2 separate regions of the Mus musculus genome follow, and region 1 is linked to region 2. Evidence: chromatin loops called from intact Hi-C (ENCODE). Cell type or tissue: heart. All regions are shown on one strand. Links, peaks and the distances in the headings refer to the core of each region. The heading gives the core; the rest is flanking DNA.

Evidence for each region. Peaks named below come from ENCODE experiments on the same cell type or tissue, not always from the same donor. Only the 100,000 strongest peaks of a DNase experiment are listed, where the experiment ranks them.
Region 1: it touches region 2 in a loop (2.1-fold over the local background); 2 of 42 quality-filtered maps call a loop at or near these places.

What each region holds. Positions count from the first base shown.
Region 1 is chr2:135,537,337-135,548,250 of GRCm38, forward strand. Gm31993 (a long non-coding RNA gene) reads left to right here and starts at 4,051. Exons shown (of 3, transcript XR_375007.1): 1 at 4,051-4,293. In heart, for the core only: no CTCF peak of the experiment used is centred there; no DNase peak of the experiment used is centred there; H3K27ac peaks cover 431 bases.
Region 2 is chr2:135,451,719-135,462,632 of GRCm38, forward strand. The region is part of intron 31 of Plcb1 (phospholipase C, beta 1); the gene reads left to right. Among named protein-coding and RNA genes, the nearest start is that of Gm31993, 84 kb to the right of the region's middle. In heart, for the core only: no CTCF peak of the experiment used is centred there; no DNase peak of the experiment used is centred there.

The DNA.
Region 1 (10,914 bases), core at 917-8,916, 85 kb after region 2:
AACTGATACACTACGACTTCTCCATAGATTCATCCAGTCATAACAAAACAAAACAAAACAAAACAAAAAACAAACAAACAAACAAAAGCCAAGTAGGTCGGTGCCCACTTCACTATATGGTAGGAAATTCATCCTGAATGAAGCACAAACAAAATAACCTCGGCCTCTTGGCACATGAACATAACCACATACCATTGATAAGAGCGAGTATAAGATAAACACTTATTTGGGGGTTCTCTGGGGCTTTCCAAGGGTTTTTAAGACTAGCCAAGTCACTGCTGTTTTCATCTTGGAAGGTGTCATGCACTATCAGAGCTCTGACTAGAGCACCCGAAAGTACAGCATAGCCTTGATAAGCACTGAATAAAAAAAGCTGAACCCTCTGATTGTTCTGTTAGCATACAAAGTGTCCATGACCTTCACTTTGAGAGGCAGTAGCCTAGCTTCTCCCAAACCCTCTAGCAACACATCAAAAGAGGATAAAAGCTGAGGCTACAGTTCATCCACAGAGGCACTCACTTAAAGTGCACAAGACCTTGAATAGAATCTCGGATGCAGACAGTATAGTGGAGGGAAACTCAGAGAATAAGAAAATTAGCACCATAAACAAAACAAAATAAAAACATTAACACAAAGTAACTGTGCATAGAGAGAAATAGTAATTTTGTTCAGCCCTTGCCTTCTTTGAAGAGTCCCTGATGCTTTTTGTAGAAAGAAGAACTATATTGGCCCTCTGACAGTGATGAGCAAAGGGAGATTTCCCTGCAGGAGACTGCCAGCCAAATTTTAGGCTGTTGTCTGCCTGCTTAAGACAGAAACTATCCCCTCCTGCCTCCCATGATCTAATCCTTTAAGCCTTCTGCTGGCACAAGAACAATGTTAAGATCTGGGTTCAGGCCCTTTGGTTTTCCTAATCCATGGGAATTTGAAGATGATGAATTGGTGGAGTGCCCAAAAGTTTCGACCATGTAATTGGAGCCCAAGAGGGAAATAATTAGGAGAGAGCTATGTAACTCCATCAACTCTTCCGGAAGCCTCAGAATTATGTAATTCCCTTGCTGTAGCTTCCCTCCTCTGCATGCCCCATTTTTGCCACAGAACAAGAACAAAAACAAGACAAAACAACAAGCAGGAACAATTGGCCTAAATAACGGGTCGTTTGCATTTGATGCAAGAGGTCTGATGGGGAAAGAATTTAAGCTGATGAAACAAAAAGAGGCCAGGTTTCCCTGGCCAATCCTACCCTTGGCTGTCCCTACTCAAGACAGCTGACCACTGTGCCACCAGGAACACCTGACCTATTCCTTCTAAGATGGGTGGGACTGGGTAACAAGGCAGTCCTTGTTTGTGGTAGCATGGCTTCTAGATGGAAAGTCCAAGGGTAGAGCTTACTTCCTTGCATTTCTGCTTTAACTGTTAGTATAAATAGGTATCCATTAAGAGAATGAACAACACATATTTCCTTGCATTTCTGCTGTAGCTGTCAGAATAAATAGATATCTATTGAGAGAATGGACTTCTATGGGTTGCTGGAGAAGTGGGTGTTTTAGGAAGACCTCAGAAAATCAATTCCTATCTCCTTAGTTGTCAGAAGCAGTGAGCCAAATTTATACCATGATAGTGAGAAGAAGAGACTCTGAAGAACTGGTTAAGGGGCCAGTGAAATAATGGCTGTACTCGGACAAGGACAGGGGTTGGGAGTGGAGCTAAGTGGTGGAACAGTGCACACACACACACTCACAACAACTCTTCCTATAGCTAGCCCATGCTTGTGAAAGAAAGAAAACTAAATCTAAGACTTCAAAGCCCTAGCCAGAAAGTTCATTCAAGGTCCATGACTCATGCGGCTTGCTAGTTAGGAGGGCTTTTTGGGCTTAGAACAAAGAACAAAGGCTATAAAGTCATCCCAGGAACCAACTAGCCATAAAGATAGGGAAGACATACAAGAATTTCCAAACTGGCCCGGCGCCTCCCTATCTCCCACCCTTCTGACCTAAGTTAAATGTTAACCAGATGCTCTGCTGTTACCTTGATCTGCATGTACAGTCTGCTGATGTTTAAATGAGCCAGTCATGTGAAACCGTACCAATTCCTCCCCCAGCTCCAGACCCTTTTCTATTAAAACCCCTAGCTTTCAAGCCTCGTGGTAGAATCCACTGTCTCCTGCGTGAGATACATTTCGACCCGGAGCTCCGCCATTAAACTACCTTGTGTATTTACATCAAGACCATATTTTGTGATTCTTTGGGTGCACCCCGAATCGGGAATTGAGTGGGGGTTTCCCCACTAGGTTCTTTCACTTGTACCCATTTCACGTTCAGCTCTTCCTCTCTTCCTTATGGACTCATTTTTTTTTTTTTACAACAGATTTGATAGAAGCCTATTTGGACACCAAAGGACTAGTAATTGAGAGCCAACCCCAATTTTCAAGGCCTAAGATTTCTAAGGCTAACTGGCCAGTTGTATGCCTATTGAATGCTTGTTCAACTCAAATGGCAAGTTTTTGTAGTGGAATAGACCATGATGGCACAAGTGTGGCTTGTCATTTGTTAACCAGTATCTTGGTAGACTGTCAAGCTATGAAGGGGACAGAGCTAAGCACAGATGAAGCAGGAGCATTGAGAAGAACAGAGACCTGCTATCATGTTCTATTTGTCTATTGACAATTATGGTCTATTGACAATAGCTAAAATATAGAACCAATCTATCAAGGAGTGAATAAAGAAAACGTACGCATGCGTGATGGAAATTATTCAGCCATGAAGAATGAAGTCTTACAAATTGAAGCAAAACAGATCAAAGTAGAGGATACCTTGGTAAGTCAAATAACTCATAAGCCAGACATGGAAGACAAGTGATAGTGTTCTATTTCATATGAAGAAGTTAAAAAAGAATAGTTTTGGCCCAAGTGCAGAAAAGTGATTAGTAGAGATTGGGAAGAAGGGGGAGGCTGGAGGGAGAGAGGTTGGATCTATGTGAATGTGTTAAAATAGCACATACTGAATCCCATGACTATGCACAGTAAAAATGTTAACCAAACACTTCTAAAATCGCATTCATGGTACAATCGTAAGAACTGCTCAGATTTCCCTGTTTCCAGACTCTGGAAATCCCATTTTTAGGGTAATCATGAGGAAAATATTATATCCTTCAGAAAATGCCTTTAGGAAACAATTCTCATAGAGTCTTATTACCACACAGTTCTCTGTTCTTTTCTGTTTTCTCATTCTTCAACATATTTCTCTAATTATTGCTGAACCTAGGTAGCATTTTCCTGGTAGCCATTGTCTTTCCATGTGAGGAAGTGGAGACTTTGCCATCATGTCTTGGAAAAAAATGCACTTTAGAAACTTGGCTTAGGCTCTATGCCCCAGTATAGGGGAATGCCAGGACCAGGAATGGGAGTGGGTGGGTTGGGAGCGGGGAGGGGTTAGGGGATTTTCGGAGGTAACATTTGAAATGTAAATAAAGAAAATATCTAATAAAAAAGAAAAACAAGAAACTTGGTTCAGAAACAGGGCATGCAGCTCACTGGGTATAGGCTTATTTTGCAGAAGGATTTTTTCTAGGTAAGAGAGACACAGAGAGAGAGAGAGAGAGAGAGAGAGAGAGAGAGAGAGACAGAGAGAGAGAGAGACAGAGAGAGACAGAGACAGAGAGACAGAGACAGAGACAGAGACAGAGACAGCTCAGAACCTTCAGTTAGGAGTTATAAGCAGAATTCTGCTACAAGAAGAATTCATCAGAGAGACTGGGATGGGGTGGGGGAGGACTTTGCATTCTTGCATATGGTATATTCTGAGTAATTTAGCAAATTATTCTTAGATTGAAAAACAGAGCCAAGACCCTGGCATATGGGTGGCTCTTAAGAACACCCCTCTGAGGCAGTGTGTATGCGTGGCTTTCTTCCAAGCAGTTGGCCACAGATGTCTGTGTTTGTGGTCTGCTCAGTGGGAGACGCCACTCATGCCACCTGCTAATGCTGCTACTGTATAGACAGACTTCATGGACAGGCTTGATTGAGTGTTCTGATTGGGGAATTTCCTGGAAGGTTTCTGGCAGCACAGGTGGAGACAGCCTCACTTTCAAATTTAATCTATGCACAGGCAGAAATCAGTGAGCGCAGAAGAAAGAATTGAAAGAATTATTACCGAGCATGCAGAGATTCTTGTAACAATGTAACATTGCAGTAGGTGCCAAGAAGCAAGAGTGCCAAAGAGACTTACTTCAGCTCAGATACACTTGTCTTTGGATCTGTGGTACTTGATTTCTGTTTTTGCTTGACCTGGGCTGGTAAGTAGTTTTGGCTGTTATTTCTATATCTCTCATCTGTGCCTCTTTTCCCGTTGACCTCTCTAATACCCAGCCAAACTCAGCAGTGACATCTCAAGGAAATTCTTTACCCTGTCCTAATCCAGATTCACACCATCTTTGTTTTGTTTTGTTTCGTTTTGTTTCGGGGAGGAGGGCTGTTTGGTTTGGTGGTGGTGGTGGTGGTGGTGGTGGTGGTGGTGGTGGTGGTGGTGGTAGTGATAGTGGTTTTTACTGCTGAACAAGAAAGCTCTCAGGGAATTCATCTGGTAGAAGGAACTGCTCTTCACAGTGAAAACACTGTAAAAGAAGAAACCACTGCTCTGAAAACTTTTGTTTCATTGTTTCTTCAATGACCTACTATGCTAAACAAACCATCTCAAAATGTAGTAGGTCAAAATGACAAATGTGTGAGCTCACAATCTATGAATTAACAGCTCTGTTGGCTTAACTGCAATTCTTCTGGTTGCCACTAGATTGATTCAGGCATGCACAGCTTGGTGTTAATTGGCTGGCAGGTCACATCTATGGGGGATGTGACTAGACTAAGATGGTCTCAATTATATAATCTCATGGCTGGTTCATTGTGATGTGGTATGAGATGTTTCTCATTGTATTGAAAGATTACCTCCTTGTTTGTGTGTAGCTTGCTATATAAGAAAATGGGAGTATTTGACCTGCTGAACCCTCACAGAATACTCATACCATTTCCACTGCATTCAAAATACCAGAGAAAGAAGAAAGTTAGACAGACCAGCACAGCATAGTTTAATATCTTGGTTTGAAGTTCTAGAACACCAAGCACCTTCTTGTAATCCAGCCCAGTGCCTTGCTTAAATGTACCATGCACACACAATGCACACACTCTCTAAACAATGAGCAAGCATGCGCAGAACCCCCTTCTTCCCCTAACCTGAATCAAGTTACAAGTACTTCCATCTCTGAATGTTAGTATGAATTTCTCAACCCTAATAACAAACAAATGTGAATGGTTTCTGTTTAAGTATATTACAAACTTACCCTTTTATGAGGAATAGAAGGACTGAGCATATTTAGGAAGATCAGGAAAATTGTGTCCTAAAACTCACTTTTAAGGAAATTCTTCTACTTACCATCTTATGCCTATGCATATTAGGTATACATATAGTTAAAACCAGGTGCATTATGGAAAGTCACATGAATGCATAGGACAGGGGAATATATGACCTAATCTATCAATCAAAATGAAGGACCACCAAAATTGTACACATGTTCTTTCTTCTACTGAATCCCATAAAAGGAAGTGCCAAACAGTAGTCAGGGCCCTTAAGTGATGTCACTCTTGTGGCCACCTGTCAATCTCACCAGTGTATCCCTTTGTAATCTACACTATCACTTTGCTCTGAATTAAGTTTTCTTGCTTCTTTTGCCAATCTGTGAGCCTTTATCTTCAATTGAGACAGGCTGACTCCAAGACAGGCTTCACATTGGCAATTCAGGAGACTAGGCCTAAATCTCTATTTTTAAGTCCAGGCGTGTCCAGGCATGTCAGTTACTGAAAAAAACAAACAAACAAACAAACAAACAAAACAACAACAACAACAAAAACACCCACAGGCCTCAGGCAGCCAGTCAGAAACTGCCCTACCATCACAAGTTGCCCCACCACCTGGCCTGAAGCAAGGGCAATGGGTCAGCAACAGTTTCCAGACTACCTCAGCAACAGTTTCCAGCCAGCCCCCAGTACCCAGTAATGGTTTGGGAATGTCCATAAAGATCAAACCGAAAATAGAGATAATCTACCTCTCCCTGGATTTCCTTTACTATGCCTTAAATTGGACCTGAAAGTTCATGGGGGGTGAGGATAGGGGTGGGGGTGGACCTCCATCTCAGTAGATGGTAGACTCTAACATACTGGACTTCTGCAGAGTAAAATGTTCTTTCCTTTGCATACTATTTGAGTATGGGTTGCCATCCTTTAGTGAATCATGGACCCTTACAAAATTCTTTGAATAAGATGCTAAGAAGGCCATCCAGAGTCCTCCCAACCTGTTATCCATTCCATCTACAAACACCAAACCCGACATTATTGTTGGTGCCAAGATGTGCTTACAGATAGGAGCCTGGCATGGCTGTCCTTTGGAAGGTTCTGCCAGCACCAGACTAAGACAGATGCAGATACTCACAGCCAGCCATTGGACTGAGCCTGGGGACCCCTACGAAAGAGTTAGGCAAAGGACTGAAGGAGCTGAAGGGGATTGCAACCCCATAGAAAGAACAACAGTATCAATTAACTGGACCCCTCAGACCTCCCAGGAACTAAACCACCAACCAAAGAGAACAAATGGGCGGGTCCATGGCTCCCACTACATATGTAGCAGAGGAGTGCCTCATCTGGCATCAGTGGGAGGGGAGGCACTTTGTCCTGTGGAGGCTTGATGCCCCAGCGAAGGGAGATGCTAGAGGGGTGAGTCAGGAGTGGGTGGGTGGGGTCACCCTCTTAGAAGCCAAGGAGAGGTGGAGGGGGGAGGGGAGACCCAGGGAAGGGGATAATAACATTTGAAATGTAAAAAATAAAATAAAATGATTAATTAAAAATTCCAAGAATCTAGAAATACCTAGCCTAAACCCTGACCACTAGTAACAAAAAGCCATGACATAATTAGGAGCTGAGGAAATTGATCTCTTACTGATGGATGAACATAGGGAGGACTACAGTTCTTGGGCTCAGAAACAAGATGTGTGTTGACTAGAAACAAAGAGCCTGGCCACAGAGCAATCCTTTCCCTCAGTCCATGGACTAGTCTTTTGAGCCTCCATGACCCCTTCAATCCTGGGGCTGCTACTGCAACTGAGGCTATAACGTAACCAATGGTCTCTTCCAGACTTTCCTGGTGCCAAACATCGACTGCTCTCCATGACCTCTTCATGCTTTCGAATCCGGCACCATGGGTGTCTCTTACAATTATAAAGTTTGGCTGCCAGCACAAAGTATGGCCTTGTCCACCTACCACAGCTTCAGTGTGCTGACCCTGAGAAAAATTCTCTCAAAGCTTTCACTTCAATAATGCTGGTCTCATCTTAGTCACAGCAGAGTCTTCAGCTCACCTGATCAGTTTGGTCCCAGTACAATTTCACTTTAGCAGTTCTGATTTCTTGTTCGACACAACATATTCTCCAGCTGCCAGAACCACACCTCTTAATTCAAAATGTTAAGTGGCCCCAGTAGAGTCTTTAAAGGACTCTCAAGCTTTGTCACAAGCCAGATCTTGCCCATTTTATTATCAGCAACATTCTTATCAAGAACCCAATGGCTCTTCCAGCCCAAAGTTCAAATTCTACCACAGTCCTCACACAGAACCAAGAGGTCTGCTACAACAATCCCCTTTGTCCTGGTACCAATTTAATCTCCTTTAGTTAGGGATTCTAGTGAGACAATAAAACACTGCAACAAGCAATTTGAGGAAGAAAGGGTTTCTTTTATCTTTCAATGACCCTCAGGTCACAGAGGTGACACAGAGTTTCTGTAGGCAGAAACTGAAGCAGAAGCAAGGGAGGAATGCTGGTGACTAGCTTGCTCCTCATGACTTGTTCAGCTTCCTTCCTTCCTTCCTTCCTTCCTTCCTTCCTTCCTTCCTTCCTTCCCTCCCTCCTCCCTCCCTCCCTCCCTCTCTCCCTCCCTTCCTTCCTTCTTTCTTCCTCCCTCCCTTCCTTCCTTCTTGCTTCCTTCCTTCCTTCCTTCCTTCCTTCCTTCCTTCCTTCCTTCCCTCCCTCCTCCCTCCCTCCCTCCCTCTCTCCCTCCCTTCCTTCCTTCTTTCTTCCTCCCTCCCTTCCTTCCTTCTTTCTTCCTTCCTCCCTTCCTTCCTTCTTTCTTCCTCCCTCCATCCCTTCCTTCCTCCTTCCTCCTTCCTTCCTTCCTTCCTTCCTCTGAATAAATTTTTAGAAAATGTTCAAGATTATCGTATAATCACATAACCTCCTTTTCCCTTCCTTCCTCCAAGCCCTCCTATGTATCCCTTCCTTGCTCTCTTTCAAATGTCTGGCTTTTTTCTTCAATTGCTTGCATATACATTCCTAAACATATTCACAGAACCTGTTCATTCCATATGTTGTCATTTGCACACATACGTTTTCAGGGCTGAGCACTTGGTATTAGATAACCACTTAGTGTGTTCTTCCCAAAAGAAAACTATTTCTCCTGCTCTCTACATTCCTTGATTGCCTGTAATTCTTTGTCTAAGCATCAAGATTTCATGAGTTTTCCTGCTTCCAAGTTAGTATGTTTATCCATGCTGTACTTGTTTAGCTAATATTTATGCAGTCATGTTGTTTATATTTTATGTATGTAGCTTCTGACAATTTCTAAGATATACATTCTCATAGCAAACTTCCTACTCCTCTGGCTCTTGGAATCTTTCTGCTTACTCTTCCACAATGATCCTCAGGTGCAAGAGTTTTGTTGTAGAGGTATCACTTGGGACTAGGCTCCACAACTCTGCATTTTGACTGTTTGTGGTTTTCCCTGTGTCTCACAAAGAGAAGTTTGTTTGACATGGGATGAGAAATATAATATGTGGGTATAGCAATAAATATTTAGAATATAGTTAGGAATTATGTTTAATAAAATGAAGGTTGTAGGTTCTCCTCCAAGACGTCACTAGCTTTGGGTACTTGATTATGTTTCCTAAACTAGGCATGGTTTCCCTCTTGTGAACCAGGTCTTAAGTATAATTAGAGACAAGTATGCCAAAACTACATCCTTGAGGTTTTTGTGCCATGCCACACTGGTCACTGCTGTGGTACATAGGTAACTTAACTGTGTAGGAGTATTGGTTGATTCCCTTCATGGTGCCTTTTGGTACCTTGAAAGGTTGTCCTCAGGGAGGAGACTTTCAGGTCACATCAAGCCCAGGTCCTTTGTGCCCTGAGTTAGAAGTACATGGTGCTGTCAATGAAAGGGACTTGCCTTCCACCTGAATTGCTGCTCTAGTCACAATAGCTAAAAAATGAGGGAAAAATGTCCTCTAGCTGGTGAATAGAGAATGAAATATAGCATATGTATACTTTGGAATATTACTCAACTAAAAATAAAAATGAAATCATGAAAACTGCAGGTAAATGGTTAGACCAAGAAAAGAGCGTATTGAATGAGATGACCTAGACTCAGAAAGTCATGTTATCTCTCATCAGAGGCAGTAACTCCAAAACCTAGAGTCACTGATGAAACTAGGAAAGGGAAAGAGGATGATTGTGGTGGTGGCAGGGGAATCTAATGAGGGAAACTGGAAAACTGGGGGCTCTAATTAAGGAGGAGGAAGCTAACCATAGAATAAGGTAGGAGGATAAAAGTAAGAAGGTCTGATGTCATAGGAGTCATACTATTATCTTTCTAAAAGCGCCTATAATAAATGTAATTTAACGCATAAATATACATATATAATTCGACTTGCTTCCTTATACAACCTAGGACCTCCTGTTCAGGAGTGACAGCACTCACACAAGTAATTAATCATGAAAATGCACACAGGGTTCCCCACATGCCAGTCTTGCAAGGAAATTGTCTTGATTGATGTTCCCTCTTACCAAATGTCTCTAGCTTGTGTCAAGTTCATAAAAAATAAACAAACTAACGAACAACAAAATAAATAAATGAGTGGGTGAATGAATGAATGAGTGGGTGAATGAATGAATGAGTGAATGAATGAATGAATAAATGAATGAATGAGTGAATGAATGAATGGATAAATAATAAATAAATAAATAAATAAATAAATAACCAAGACATTAATATACAAGGCTTATGCAATCAAAATTGCCTATTTTCAGTCTTCTCACCAACAATCCCAGACAACTTGGCTGCACTGCCTTGTGTGGGAATGATTCTGAATGTTGTTTTAGAGAACACTAATATATACAGGATGCTGTTTGTTTCCAGATGAAGCTGGGGCAGCCTGACAGATGCCAAGAGCAATAAAACTGGAGTAGAAGATGATAAAAAAGACAGAGACTTAATTGTAAAATGATGTAAACTTAGTCCAACCATTGTAATAAAAAAGAGGAGGGGGTGGAGCGCAGGCTGGAGATGGGAGATGCTTCCAGGTACGAGCCTCCCTGCCTCTATCTCCTGGATGTCTGTTTGCTCCCATGGGGAAGAGGTGGGCCTTAAGAAGAGAGACAGGGGGAATGGATGGCATAGTCTTACTTTGTGTTGTCTTTAGTTCATTCTTTTCCAGGGCTTGAAGAGTACCAGGTAGATGGGAAAAGGAACTCCATAGAAACACTGGATAGGGGTTTCGACTTAGTCCATTTGGGCTGCTATTTTTTTTTTAATGACAGTAGACTGGATGGTATCTGAAGAGAAATTTATTTTTAGAAATTTTGAGGTCTGAAAGGTAAATCTGCTTCTGGTTCACAGACACTGTCTCTTTACTACAGTGTCACATGGCAGAAGAGTCAAGGACTCTCTGTGACCTCTATCCTAAGGACACATCCCATTCACAATGACCATCATCATGACTTAACCACTTCTCAAAGGCCTCACACAATAGCATCCATTAGTGGGGGCGATTTCAACATTCAGATTTAGCAAGGATGCGCACCTTGAACCCCGGCACTCTGTATACC
Region 2 (10,914 bases), core at 1,768-9,767:
TGTTGAAGATGTTTTTATTCCAATATAGCCTCTCTCAATCTCATAGAGCAACTTAATTATTCTCATGGATGGCAGGTAATTCAGCTGGGTAATTGCCTACTAGAAGGTGGTAAAACCTGAGAAACAGCAGGAACAGGAGAGGGAAGGGAAAGGACACGCTGAATTACCCCTTGCTAATACCTTTTCTACCAAAATAATCTATATCCATTTGCTTCCCTCGTACTTTTACTTTGTAGAGTAGCTTCCATCAGGAAAGGGAAGAGAACACCAAATTAGTTCTTTGTCTGACTAAAATTCAAAGGGCTTCATTTTAAATCAGAGCTGATGTTTTTATTAGTAGCATTTTGACTTGAAAATGTTGATACTATTGGCTTGTAAGAATGAAATTAAACAAGTTTAATATGTGCATTGGTATGAACGGTATGTGAGCAAGGAAGAGAGGATGTTAACAAGGAGTAATATACTCAAGCATTTAAAAGCAAGAACAAGGGCTACTTCATTTATTTATGCAGTAGGTCCTTGTCTTTGAGACAAAATATTTGGTTAGAAGGCAGCTAAAAAGAATGAATGTTTCATTTGTTGAAGATGGAAAATGTTGAAAATATGACTGTCATAGCTAGATATCTTAAAATAAAAGCCTTATAAGTGTACATTGTGTCCCCAGCATCAGTATTTGATTGTTATTTAGTGTGAAATCTGTTTTTTTCTTGAACAACATTAGCTATTAATCAGTGCAGTAACAAATTACTTGTACAGAACTTTGGTCTTGTTTTGGTGGGACGCACTGCTTTTGAACACGCTGGTATGCAGCCCAAGTCTTATTTATATAAAAGCAGAGCATAATCTTTCTTGACAATTTTTCCTTTGACTTGAAATGTTATGTAACATTTGGCCCCGGGACCAATTGGAATTTTCCTTTATCTGTCTATTCCATATATTGCTTGAGGAATATATGGGGAAGGGCTTGTGTTGGCACATACTGGCCGTGCTCCAACCACAGACCATCAGTTCTCTTGTGTAATCACTTACTTTCTCTATGGAAAGTATTCCTCAACATCTTAGACTTCTGTTATATTTTATATGTGACCACTAAGATTAGGGTCTCTCCATAAGGTCGGGGACAAGATATACTCAAACTTAAATTCAATTGAATATTGGTTGACGGTAAAGTGCTTCGAACCCATGCAAATCTGTGTAGGTTTTTTTTTTTTTTAAAGTAGATGAAGTCATTGGAAAATTTAGGAAGGCTCTCTCAAATCTTTTCTAATAAAGTCAGATCACACTAATATGCATTAGGAACTAGTGTACACCAGGCCCAAAAGAAACTTGCAAATTTCCACCCAGAATGTGCTAGCCAACACATTCACACTAAAAGCTCAGTTAGTGACTTAATCTGTATTCTCTGGAAATAGACTCCTGCAGGTCTTCTTCATGCTCTAACCATCAGAACTCTCTCATATTTTGACATCAGCAGAAACAACTAGTAAAATACAGATAAGTTGGGTCCCATCCTTAGCTTTTCTACATATACAATTAGCCCAAGAATTTGCATTACTAACAAGATTGTGGTGACCTTGATAGCCTTCAAGTCCGTGAGACCTCACACATTTTGTCTGACCTATCCCAACACATTTCTGAGTTGTGTTTTCATTGTGTCACCAGAAGCACATTGCCTTCCTCTGTTAGTGAAACCGAGGAGGCCCTGACGCATTTTCAAAACACTTTGAAACAGGGAAACTTTCCCACCTCTCAAAAAGGCAGGCAATGCAGAAGTTGAAACATTTTCATGGCAGCTGAGAAGTCTGTCAAATTTCTTTTCTTTTTGGAGACACTGAGAATTGGAACCAGGACCTCATGCGTGCTAGAAAAGCATTCTGCTGTAAGCTTGTCCTCAGCCTGCTTCTCATTTCCATTTTGAGACAGAGTCTTGTGAAGTTGCCTGGGCTGGCCTTGAACTTGTGACTCTCTGGCTTCAGCCTCTTAAGTAGCTGACAGTACAGGCCTGTGCCACCTGTAAAACTTATGTCTCATTTATACTCATTCATCATGAGCATGTGTTGAAACAGTGACTCATAGGAGGACTTACATTTATAGGAATTATGTTGCTTCATCTTCCAAGTGGCATTTATGCATCACGTAACCAATTATGCATGATAGTTTTTATGATTGATTAGGTTATTAGTCTCTGCTTTATCATGGGATATTTTTACCCAGGATGTTTTATATTAGTTAGCATAAAATTAGACAACATATTCAGGTTTTTCAAAACCTGTTTAGAATTCTTGAATTTTTGTGGGTTGCTGAGACAGTAGGTCTCACTGCATATCCCTGACTAATCTGTTCATCCTCCTGCCTCCTTCCCATGAGTTCCTGGGATTACAGGAATGTATTACTATGCTTCACCCCACTCTGGCCACTCTTCCTCTCATGGTCATTTTAGAATGTAACAGAAGGACAATGGAAGTGACCCAATGGGCTTGTATTGAACTTAAGTGGCTGTCATTTAGAAAATATGCAAGGGAGCCAGCATTCCATGATAACCATTACTGTGGTCTTGAGTAATTCCTTCCCTGTGATGGCATGGACGGGTGATTGTTCATTGTGTCCTTGCCTGTGTACACATCTTGGAATGATACTTGTCAGTGTATCACGCTATTGTTTTGGAGAAGACATTTTCTCACTAATCTGGGAACTCTGTAAGATCAAGGCTGTTTCATGTTCCTGTCCCTTGTATCACAGGGCCAGGTACAAAGAAGTACACTTTTAAAATCTGGCTGTATGAGATAATCAGGAAATGTATTAGGAAGTGAAGGGAAAAAAATAGACATTAGTGTAAGCAGAAAATGAACCACAGGTCAGGGCTTACTGTCCACTTCCAAGCACATGCTATATATAATGTGAAGCTATGTTGGCTCTCTCACTACTGTGATTAACTGAGTACAGAACAGGGTTAGTGGAACCCAGTAGACTTTCCTGTCACAAGTGAGATGAATCATAGCTCTTGTGCTGTTATTTACCATGCTTAAATCCAGGATTCCTCAGAAAGGATTTTAATCCTCTGCATTGAACAATTTATAGAAGACCCCCCTCCCCCCAGTTTTTGAGACCTATCCAGGATATGGTCGCTGCAAACAGTAAGCTTTTGCTTTTTATCTCTGCCTTGTTACTCAAGCAGAAAAAAAAAAAGGACTGGTGTTTTAAAATTGATTTACAATAGAACTGAACTGAAGTAACCTGACCTGTGGTTATGAAATTAGCTTCACTACAGCAATAAACCATAGATGCTATATATTTTAGCCACTGATGGAAGAAAGGGGCAATTTTTCCCATTTCTATAGTTTCCTTGTAAAAGAAAAAATGATAAAGATTGATGTGAAGTAATAATGTCCCTGGGTTTCATAACACCAGCTCTTTCTTATAGCTATGGAGTAGCTTTAAAGTATTCAAAATTTACAGTTGGCATTATTCTCTAATTTCTACTTTAAATTCAGAATAAGCAAAAAGGCCTACAGCAACTTTAAGAGTCTATCCTTACGTTATAAAGATTGGCTAATAAAGGTGAATCATGAAGAGGAGAAATATTTATAGTATCTTGGTGTATATTCAGCATTTCATTAATTCCAGTGTAAATTAGACAATTTAAATTGTGTGTGTAAGAATGTATCCATAGACTACTAGCTGCTATGACAAACAGTGCCAGAACTGGCTTCTGTTAAATAATAATAGAAGTCATGCATGAATGTTCCCAGTTGGCCACCTTCTTTCTACCTTGTGGTTCAGAGTATCAGGTTCCTTTCATGCTGTGGGTCACATGACAGAGCCACATTGGCAAACTATTAAAACATCATGGTGCCCCTATGTGCTTTTTTAAAAACAATTAATATATTCTAATCCTTTTAAATAAACCATTGTTATCATTCCTGACTTCCTACTCCCTTAGTTTCTCTTCCTCTACCTCCAAGCCAAGTTTCTACTTTTGTGTACTTTCTCTATTGTTTCTTTTAATTATTATAGTTATATGACTGTGCATATATAAATATATCAACAAAACATGCTGAATCCATTTAGTGTTACTCATAGATACTTAGGGCAGCCCATTTGGTATTGGATAACCTACCATGGTCTCATCCCCAGAGAAGACTGATTCTCCCTCTCTCAGCAATAATGAATTGCCCATAATTCTTCATTTAGCGACTGGGCTTTGTGAGAGTTCCAGCATCCATGTTGGCCTGTCTACTAGTGTTGTCAGTGCTCAGGCCTTGTTTTGACTAACATATTGTTAATATTTTATAGGCGCAGCTTCCCTGTTCTATAGAGAAGGCACTGTCTCTCGGTATATGCCTTGGTCTTCTGACCTCTTTTTTGTGTTCCCTAATAATCAGGCTTGACAACCCCAGACTCAGTTGTTCTCTTCATTTTGACCATTTGTGGCGTTCTGTCTGCTTAAAAAAAAAAAAAAGCGTCATTGATGAAAGGTGAGAGCTACACTTACCTGTGCAGTATAAGGATGACTATGTAGGTTATAGTTAAAAGCTATATTAGCTTAAGAAAGTGACAGCAGTAGATATTCCTTTCGAGTCTATGACTTGATCAGTCTTGGGTAGTTGGCTAGGTTTACATTATCAGGCCTGAATTCTCTCCTACTGAGCAGGTCTTAATTCCACTAGACAAGATATAACTGCCACTATAACACCTTCAGGGTATAGTGCCATAATGATTATTATTGTGTCATGTAGATATCACAGCTAGGTATAAGTTTTGGCAGTTTTTCTCCATTGGCAGATTGCATAGCACCTTCTGTACTATGAATGCTAGACCACAGGAAGGAGGCTTTCAGGTGAGATCCATCTCACATCCTGCAACTCCTATATTCAAAGTGTGTGGTGTCTTCAATAGGGACATAACTTCAAATTCTGATAAGTTAACAAAATCAACACCAATTGTCCATATTGCTCTGTGAGGAGATGTCTTAGACTTCTCTGACCAAACCTCAAGAGGAAGTTTCTCATGTCTAGTACTGAAACTTCTCATAGAAAGAATTATTCTTACTCTCATGAGAAGAAAATCCCTAGTGACATAGCATTGTGTGTGTGTGTGTGTGTGTGTGTTTGTGTGTGTGTGCGCGTGTGTGTGTGTACTTATATATAATATGGAATTTTAGGTAAAGATAAAATAAAAACTTGAGATGTATATTAAGAAAATATCTAATAAATAAATAAAAATAAAAAAGAGATAAAATAAAACATTTTCTATGACCTTTTCAAACATCTTCAGTATTAATATTCCCTTCCCCTTTCAGTAAATTGCATCCCTTTTCTCCCCCCAGCTAAACCCTCCCATGTTTCCTGCTCCCTCTCCATTGGGTCCACAACGTGCTATTCCTTCCTCTCAGGCTTCTGCTCTATCCCTTCATCCTCACCATCTTTCTCTCTGCTCTTCTGGTGTCTGCCGCTACTTAAGATTTGCACTCATATCTGAAGGTTAGCGCTAGGAACCACAAATAAGAGCGAACATAGAGAATCTGGCTTTATGTATCTGAAAAATACATATGTATTTTTACATGTTTGTGTTACTACTGTCAATAAATGTTATTATAAAAATTTGCAAATTAATAATAAAAAAATCTTTAAACAGTGAGAATAACCAGACCCAAACTCTATACATCTCAATAAACTTCTCATTAGAATTGTAAACATGTTCCTGGGTTAGGCAATTCCAGCTAGATGTAGTAGATACCAAAGAAAAATGGTACAAATTTTCATAGAGGCCCATCCTGGCTGGAGAGGCCCCACTGAGTGAGATAGCCATCTTCCAGCTTCATAAACAAACACATACAGATCATTGCCCAGATTGTCTACAAGTTGTATATAGACCTGCCTCGTGTTTTGTGTTTTTAATTTATAGGCCAATGCTGAAAAGTCAGAATTAATACAAAATTCAGTATTATTGTCTTCTCTTTTGAAAACAAAAAGCAAACAAGCCACACTTGGGCATGCATTTCACTCGACTATAATCCAGTCAAGAAGACCAGGTAACTATCATGGGCTACTCAGACACGTCTTCTGTATTCACTGCAATTCCCACCTAGCCCTGCCTCACTCACAGACCTTCATGTTGACTCTGTTCTAGCTTGCTGACCATGAGAAGTCCCATCATCATTTTTGACTTCACCTTGGGTGGAGATTTTAGGTCCCTGGCGGTCATAGGCCTTCAAATGCCTAGGAAAAGAGTACCCAGCTCCCTTTCAAATCAACTTGTAAATGGTCAACCCTAAACCCCAGCAATGTAAGCAGGAGGTATAAACATCATGCTTAGGAGTGACTATATATAATTAGGACACACTCGCTCCCTAAGCACCAAAATCAATTATCCGGATAAAACCCTAGGACAGCTTACCACTCTTGAAATATACACTTAGGAAAAAGAAAAACCAAAACTAATTTTAGGTGATCAAGAGAACACTCCTTGGGGACAATCTGAGTTCATCCTAGGACATGTGACAGAGCCTGCCTCTTGTTTTCTAAATGCTCAGGCCAAGTCAAGACAACAGTCCTTGCTGGGGCTGAGGTTGGGCTCTTACCATGTTGCCTGGGTCTTAAAAAGAGCCAGCATCAAGGCGTGCACAGATGAAGAGACTCTTACTTGAGCTGGGGACCACATGAGGGCAGGTCCCTTCTCTGTGAAAAGCCTTCATAGAACCCAAGATTCACTGGGGATGTTCCACTGAGACTCCGCCTATTTGAACTTGCTGCCTTCACTGTGTATAGCGGAGACTTGCTCTGAATGTTGATCCATGTAGGAATTAAATTCAGAGAGTGAATGTAATCCTTCCTCTTGGTAGAAAAGCAATAGAATTTGCTCAATCTAGAATTAGCCTTTGATTAGTGTTTTAGTCCTTCCAACTTTCTAAGGTCATCATAGAGTTTGTGTGTTTAAAAAGTGGATTTCCTCTGTATTTCCTCTCTTCCTGTCCCTCTAGAGAGCATACGTCATGATTTGTAAACATGTTCTTGCTCCTCATAGTTAAATAAGGTGCTACAAGCTAGTGACAATAACTAGTAGTCAGCTGAGCCTTTCATATGGCTTTGGTATATGTCAAAATTCCAGCTTTAATTTTTTGGGGGGTGTCTTTATTTGTAGAGAATACAGCATCTCAAGGTTGCACGCTTTATGTTACATACATGAAGTTTGTCGTCCTTTTTTTTTTCTTCTTCAAAAAGTGCATTTATAAGGGTTCAAACTCTTCATGGGATGTGACTAGAGTCACATGCAAAAGGAAGATCCTGATTGTATTCAAGGTTTCTTAGTGAAATGGAGCTAAGGATTGGGAAAGAATCATAAAAGTCTATCGTCCAAAAAAGCTCTCTGCCTCTTTCCTGGTCATTTTCAATATTTCAACCAAGAAATACAACACCATTTCTGCATAGATCAAACAGCTTCTATCTCTTGCGACTTTGTCCAAAATCTAATTCACGACTTCATGTTATTTCTCAGAGTCCAGTGTTAGTATGTTGTTCTCCATGTAAAGCTCTGAGAACAGTAAGCACTTGATGAATTGTAATTATTGCTATCATTACATTACTATAATTCTTTTTCCGGGCCTGTGTTTTCTTGTTTATTAGCAGTTTGCCGGATTGTTTATACTTTGAAATACTTTTCCTTTTCAACTGTGTTTTTTTTCCTTATTCCAGGTTTCCATTTGCTTGCCCTTTTATACAGTCCCTGGCTCTTTACAGAAATTGTCAAATTAAATTAGACTCATAATGCCAAACAGAAGAACAGCCAGCCCAGCAAATAACCAGGCTCTAAAAACTGAAGAATTACGCAGAGAGAGTGGAAAGCCAGCGTCTTCTAAACAAGACAGATACTGAAATGCCCAGTAAAGGATTAGAAATAGCCTGGGCTGATGGCACATGGTTAGGAATCATTATTTTCCACGAAATCCTACTCTGTGTTACAAGGCCCAGTGTCAGGAAGAATACCACCTTCTCCTTCCCTAGAGTTGCTTTTCAGTGAAATATTCCCTACTTATCTTAGGAAAGCAATTTTGAAATCCTAGGCACTCAACAAAAGCATATTGAAGTGATTTGCTAGTCTTCCCTTGGCACATAGCTACCAGGGTCTATAGTAAGGGCTTCATCAGGAACAACAGGCATGCAGCCTGGATCAAAAGACAGGAGTTTAGTTAGGTTTAAATCGTGATTCTTTTCTAAGTCACTTAGGCGGTAAAAGCTTCTGTTCCTTTAGTTCATGAATGATGGGATTTTTTATAATAATGTACTGAAATTTTATTTTACCTCCAGATTACAAATTAATTCTCCTAAGCTGCCTTCAACCACAGCATAAGTCTTCAAAGATATAGACTGGCGCTTTGGCATTTCAGGAATAATCATAATGTCCCGTTAAACAAGGTTATCTCTGGAGTGTTTAGCAGAATTGAAATTATTTTTCTTACTCATAGTCATGTTTATTCTTAGCTCTAATTGATGACAGTTAAGTCTAAAGAAAGCACCCACTGAAAAAAAGAAAACTCCCAGGCCTCAATAACAGGGCCCTGTAAACGAATAGTATCCTAGAGCCAAAACAAAACTCCCAAGGCCTGGAACTTGGAAGAGATCCCAAGTTGAGATGAAGTAGTTTTCTGAGTCCTCCATCACTACCTTAAATTGTAGTAGAGGTTGCTCCTAGATGTTAAATGGCTAAAATATATATATATACATATATATACATATATATATATATATGTGTGTGTGTGTGTGTGTGTGTGTGTGTGTGTGTGTGTGTGTATGTATTACACATACCACATACCCAAACCTGTGCACACTTGCACATGTGCATACACACACACACACACACACACACACACACACACACGGCAAGCACCTTATTTATTAAACATGGTAAACAACTCATTCTATGTCACAACTATAGAGCTTTTGAGAAAAGTCATGAAAGTCATTAGGAAATGCAATTAACAATGCTGTTTCAAAGACACCAATCTGTCTAGTATTCAAGAACAGTCATTTAACTCACAACGTTGTAAGAGTTAGCTCCTGGTGACTGAGCTTAGCTAGCTCAGTGCATTACAGGTCAGGTAGGTGTCAACATGGCCTTTGTGTGGATTTGCTTTGCACATCTGGGTATCTGAAGTTGTGCAGTCAGTCAATCTAGGCTGTGTCCCACCTTCTACCATATATGAGGATATGGCAAAAGAGCTATAATAAAAGCTAAATGAGGCTTTCTCCATGTTTCTTCATGGTCTATATTACTGATAACATATGATTGGTTAAAACAAATCACATAGCCTTCATATTGAAAGACATGCAAAAATACATACTATGCCTTTAATATGAGGAACTTAGCTATAGTCAAAGGTTATAAGAACAACGATGAGTGAAAATGCCCTGGCCAGTCATCCAGTCTGTCTGGCACAGAAGAGAACTGACTGGATTGTGGTGCTCCCTTGCCACCAGTGAGCCCTATATTCTTAGAAACCACTAACTACTTTGGGCCACAGGTTTGCACTTAGTAAAACGAAAGGGTTTGACTATATAATTGCAAAAGTCCCTTTCCAAGACTTTGAAATCTTGTAGGATTTGACTGCATAATTGCTAACATTCCTTTCCAAGGTTTCTACAGTAATCTCTAGGTGCCTGTGAGATAAGTGCAAAAGAAAATTTGAAAAGCATATCAAAGCTCCGAAGTCTAAAGCATGGGTTGTGTTAAAAAAAATAGTGAGAGTACTGTCTATGGAGGGGTGTGTTCAGATGGCGGCAGTGAAGAAGGAATGGAGGCAGAAGTGAGAGGAAAAGGAACCAGAACTCACTTGTGCTTTTCATCAGATGAAGAGTAAATTTCCTCTGTTACTTAAAGAAGAGTGCACACATAGGAGCTATGTCAGGATGCAAAGGCAGGTTAGGGACCACATTGGGGAAAAAATCACATGATGTCCATATTCTGTTTTCTTTCTTTTATTCACTTAATATCTACATCAGGCTCCGTCTACCTTATCCTTTGATCCTCATATTTCCTTCCTGTGCATTTAGCATCCTCTATTCTGCCCCCTACCCTGTGTTTCCAGTGACTGCTCTGAAACCAACCCTAAGGTCCAGAAGTCTATAATGGAGAGATTTACCAGAAAGAAATCTTTCTGATTGTGTGTGTGTGTGTGTGTGTGTGTGTGTGTGTGTGTGTGTGTGTGTACATATACTTATTTACATATTCCAGCAATAGTGTGGAAGAGGGAGAGAATTCAACAGGAGAAAAGTGCCTGAATACCACTGTCAAAACTGATGTTACACAAAGTGTCATCAGACCAGCAACATCTGCATCATCTGAGAGCTGGTCAGAAATGAAATTTTACACCACCCTTCATAGATCTAGTGTTTCTTAGCCCAAACCTGACAAACCCTAGTTCTTTTGTTTCTATATTAACTTTAGGGAAGCGATAAAGCTTGCTGAGAGTCTCTTTACATAGCATTATTTTTTTAAAAGATTCAGCCTCAACTACAGAATATGTACAGCTCATTATAGATCTATAGCTGATTCTGTATGAAGGAAAAAGACCAAGGTTGCATTTTTATATATTACAGCAAACTTAAAGCCTAAAAATCAGCTATTTGTATACACATGACATGCCTTTAGGTGGAGCACTAAAAAGGGAATCTAAGCTAGAGAACTGTCAGTCTAGGAAATGCCATGTATTATTTGTTCTACAGGAAAGGAAGCACGTTGTGAGATTCCACCCCTGGATATAATAATGTCACAGATACTGTGAGACTCAAATTTTAGCTCTAAAATCCTCAAAAGAATATTTCCAGGGTCACTTTAAGGTCACAATCTAGGCTTCATTGCCAACCCATACATCCTATCCTGGTCTGTGCCATCCCTTCCATCCAACATCATATATATGTG